Linked DNA regions of Mus musculus: region 1 is linked to region 2. Evidence: chromatin loops called from intact Hi-C (ENCODE). Cell type or tissue: heart. All regions are shown on one strand.

What was found. Peaks named below come from ENCODE experiments on the same cell type or tissue, not always from the same donor. Only the 100,000 strongest peaks of a DNase experiment are listed, where the experiment ranks them.
Region 1: it touches region 2 in a loop (2.2-fold over the local background); 4 of 42 quality-filtered maps call a loop at or near these places.

Annotation. Positions count from the first base shown.
Region 1 is chr2:13,412,449-13,414,948 of GRCm38, reverse strand. The region is part of intron 27 of Cubn (cubilin (intrinsic factor-cobalamin receptor)); the gene reads left to right. Among named protein-coding and RNA genes, the nearest start is that of Cubn, 78 kb to the left of the region's middle. In heart, no CTCF peak of the experiment used is centred here; a DNase peak (open chromatin) is centred at 1,228; H3K27ac peaks cover 1,937 bases.
Region 2 is chr2:13,298,214-13,300,713 of GRCm38, reverse strand. All of the region lies in intron 59 of Cubn (cubilin (intrinsic factor-cobalamin receptor)), which reads left to right. All of the region lies in intron 2 of Gm13270 (a long non-coding RNA gene), which reads right to left. Among named protein-coding and RNA genes, the nearest start is that of Gm13270, 28 kb to the right of the region's middle. In heart, a CTCF peak has its summit at 1,403; no DNase peak of the experiment used is centred here.

The sequences.
Region 1 (2,500 bases), 110 kb before region 2:
TGGCACCTTGCACAAAGTATAAATGAGAAATGACAACACCCATATTCTAGTCTACTGATTTAACTGAAGCTCTTTGAGGAAACAGAATGGAGAGGTTCCATTGACACATTGAAGGTTTGGAAACTGTTAGTAACGGCCTTAAAAACTGCTCCGTGCTTCTCTATAATCCTTTAACAAAGAATGAGTATATTTGCTACAATTTAACATTTTTTGGCTTTTAGAAAGAAAATTGGGGTGAAGAAAACAATCAGTTTTCTTTGCATCATTGATGCATTTCACAATTCTGCATTAACTACACTTGCACTCACCTCAGTTTGTAGAGACTTCATTGCAGAGTTGCTAGGCATTTTAACCCCCAGTAATGCCCAGCATAGGACACATGCCCATAAACAGTGCATTATTATTCTAGCATGAATAGAATCTCCCAGACTAAAGAGAGGCCCATTGGACACGCAAACTGTATATGCTCCAGTACAGGGGAACGCCAGGGCCAAAAATATGGGAATGGGTGGGTAGGGAAGTGGGGGGGGGGAGGGTATGGGGGACTTTTGGGATAGCATTGGAAATGTAATTGAGGAAAATATGTAATAAAAAATATTAAAAAAAAAAGAATCTCCCAGACTATGGTTCAGCCCCTAGCCTTTTGCACTGTCAAAAGCTGTATTTGGGACCTGGGGAGTTGTTTCAGTTACTAAGTATTTGTCACACAAGCAAGAGCACCTGCGTTCAGACTCCTGTGTAAAAAGCTGGGTGTGATAGTACACCTCACATCTCTGTAACCCCAGCACTGGGATAGGCATGTGGAAACAGGAGGATCCCTGGATCTGGCCAGCCAACTTAGTCAAATTGGGAAGAAACTTTGTCTTAAACAGAGTAGAGAGCAATTGAAGACATCCAGTGTTGATCTTTGGCCTGCACACAGCAGCATTCACATGTGCTTAGACCCACGTGCTCAAAAATACACCCTTCACACATAAATACTTATGTGTCCACCCCAAAAGCCATAGTCTACAAACATTTTCCCCTTTATGATAACAGAGTTGTACACAGAGTGTCCCCATGTGTGAACAGCACAGCTCCTTCCTTCTGCCTCTCAGCCTTCTTCCAAAAGCCACAGAGCTTCTCTGTCTGAAGCCTGGTAATTAAAAGCTCCCTTCCTGGTTAGAACAAAGCAGAGAAGCAGAAGAGGTTTTGTGTGTGTGAGCCACAGTGGGTTTGACTCTTTGATCAGGGCGCGCCTCCTTGCTCATTTCCTGAGCAGATGAGTCATGTTTCCTGGAACAGTCCTTTAGAGGAAGTGGGCTTCCACAACGTTAGCTGTCTGCTAATAGCCCTGCTTACAGTAGAGCACCTGCCACTCACAAGTGAGTTTAAGTGCATTCTATAGGCCAGACATTTAGTTTTGTCTCCATACCAGCTGGGAGAATATAGCTTTCTACTAGGATAATCCACATTCAGAATTTTGAAAAGTATAGCAATGAAGCTGATCTCTCTTACGTCATTAAGCAGTCCAAGATGCATCTTAGACAAGATGTTGACTCCAAAATTGTCTGGGTAAAATGTGATTTTTTTGTTTTGTTTTGTTTTTCCAGACAGGGTTTCTCTGTGTAGCCCTGGCTGTGTTCTGGAACTCACTCTGTAGACCATGCTGGCCTTGAACTCAGAAATCCTCCTGTCTCTGCCTCCTAAGTGCTGGGATTAAAGGTGTGTGCCACCACTTCCCGGCGATTTTTTTTAAATTATAAAAATATATGAATTCTTTATTTTTTAGGCGATCAAAATTCTTTTCAGACAGAGAGTGGTGGTACACACACACACACACACACACACACACACACACACACATCACAGCACTTTAGAGGTTGAGGCAGGAGGATCCATTTACAATCAGACTGGCTACCTAAGACCCCTGTCTTTGGGAGAAGAAAAGAAAATCGTTGCCCTTTTCTGACCATCCTCACGATGAAGAATTTTCAACTGACTAGTTTGCTATATAAAATGATGCAGAGCTGCAGCCTTCAAACAACCAGCCTTTGGTTCAAAAGAGCTCTGGTCTCTGCTCCTCATAGCCTCTCGAACTTGAAGCATAGGATTCAGATGAATAAGAACAAAACCTACCACAATTTCCCAAACTACCGTTAAGCCACTTAAAAATCCCTTTACATGCACAAAGTTTGACATTATTTCCCACAACTTTCCACCTCTCTTCCTCCCATACTTAAGCCCAAAGCAGAAAAGTCCAGAGGCATCTACTATCAATGCTTGTGAGTACACTGCACAGGGAGGACCATGGGTGCAGGCACACTGCAAAGAGAGGACCATGGGTACAGGCACACTGCACAGGGAGGACCATGGGTACAGGCACACTGCAAAGGGAGGACCATGGGTGCATGCAGACTGCACAGGGAGGATCATGCATACAGGCACACTGCACTGGTAGGAAATGCTGGTCACAAGGTTAAGTTTTAAATATCATAAATCTTAGTTAGGAATTCTGGTT
Region 2 (2,500 bases):
TAACCCTTTACTAGACAAATCTTTACAAAGATCCATCTAATCATTATTTGTTTTCTATGTATTCCTTCACTGTTTTTTATATTATTTTTTATTTTATATTATTTCCTAGCTAATTACTATATGGGCAGTGATTTAAGAATGCAAAAGTGAGTTTAGCAAGGTCCTATGCTTGACAAACTCTAAATCAGAAGTCAACATCTCCTTGTAAATTTGGTATGATACCTCTCTTTTGCTATGAAAATGGCTGTCCTGAATCTTGGTGTAGGCTTTGGAGTACCAGACCCAGTTTCTAATCTTAACAAGTTTGGCTTGGGCAATATACAAAGCTATGCTGCCTTGGTCTTCTATTCTATAAAATGGACACATTTATCTTTGTAGAGGTCTGTAGTGTTGATTAAACTAGATAAACCTCTGTATTTATTTGACAACTGAGTACAGCTCTAACCAGCAAATTTGTCTTGAGAGGTTGACAGAGACTGGGATCCATACTTTCTATGAAGAAGAACAATCATGCATAACTACTGTGTCCTCCTGGGAGATTAATTCATATTGTTATGCAATAACATCTGAAAATGACTTATCTATGATTTCCATTTTTCTTGATTTAGAAATACACACACACACACACACACACACACACACACACACACACACATATCTCATCATCCTTTTCGACCAAAAAGCATTTGGTTGAAAACTCTAATTATACATGTACACATGTATTTGCATAACATATTTGTTGACCATTTTGCTTCCAAAGAGTATATTTGGTGTTTGGCTTTTTCTTCCAATTGGAGAATTTAACATTTAATACATTTTTGTGCAACAGAATTACTGATGTTGCCTGATTTCACTCAACCTTTGTGCTCTTTTCTCTTTGTCCTTCCTCTTTGTACTCTTTGTATGTTCCCTTAGCCATCCTTTCTTGCCTTTAAATGTTTTATTGCATTTAACTTGCCACTTATCGTGTGTGCATGTGTTTTGGATTGCGTGTCACAGTGCCCAGAACTTTGCAGGAGTCTTCCTGCTGTGTGGGTCTCGGGGACTGAACCCCATTCTTCAGCCTCGGGGCGGGCTCTTTTCGTCTGCTGACCTACCTCTCTCACTCCTTTTCTTTGCTTCTTAAAAAAAAAAAGTAATCACCTTTTATGTTATTTCACACACAATCTGTTATTTTAGCTCTTACCTTATAGACCATACTATTTATCTGTGGCTTGAATTTCTTTGAATTAGTATGGTGCCTACAGAATAGCTCATAGAGTTCATCTCAGTGAAGACAGTAAGAAGTGAACAACAGTCCTTGGCTTTATTTCTTGAGAGTGGCCACACCCCACCAAGCCCCCTTTTGATATAGATCTAAGTATACAGCAGAATGAATGGAAACCTGGGCTTAGGCTGCTACCTAGTGTTGACAAATCAGAGGTGCCTGTGCACAAAACAGACAAAGCCAGTCTCTGTACCGTCTTTACAGGCACAGCATTCTGTCCTTATAGAGATCCTGCTGGTCTTGGCAAACGTTGACCAAGGGAAGGAAGAGTTGTCATGCTGCGGTTTGATGCCTAGACTATTTAAGAAGTAGCTTTTGTGAACTGTAGTTACTCAACTGAGATTTGAAGGACTAGTCTTACCACATCATCCATGACTCACTATAATCTAATTTAAAAATAGCATTTTTATCATTTTATGATCAGTTCAGTGGCCTTAGAACATTATGCATGTGCCTTCATTTAAATGTGTACCCAGATATTCCATCTCCTTTAGTGATTACAAATGATGTGTTTTTCAGTCTTTTCCCTCTCTTGCACATTGCTAATACATAGAAATGTTACAGGTTTTGATGTGCTGTTATACATATTCAGATTTTGACTGACTGTATTCTTGGGTCTAAGAACTATCATACATATTCAGGTTTTGAGTGACTGGATTCGTGGGTCTAAGAGTGTATTTGCATATCCCTCAGAATTGTTCTATAAGGAGAAGAATGGCATCTGCAAACAGTGACACCTGGATTCCTTCCTTTCCAGGCTTTTGTTCCCTTAAGTATTAACGGCCAAGACTTTAATAGTGATGATTAAGAGTTGTAAGAAAACCACCATTTCTTGTCCTCATCTTGAAGGGCTGATTAACTGTTTACCTTTACCTTTGCTACTAGAGACTCACAGGATGGCTTGCTCATCTGAGTACTTGCCATGCAAGTTGCAATCCTCAGCACACAGATAAAAAGCCAAGCACAGAGGTGTGCATCTATAATCTCAATGCTGGGAGTTAGCCAGGAAGATCCATAGTGTTTGCTGGCCAGGCTAGCCAAATTAGCAAGCTCCAGATTCAGTAAGAGGCTCTATTTCAAAATATAATATGAAGAACCATTGAAAAAGAGACTGGATATCAGCCTATTGCTTTCCCAGGCATGAACACACACACACACACACACACACACACACACACACACACACCCTTCTTTCAAAAGTTTGCTAATAGCTCTAAGTTCTACAGGTATTCT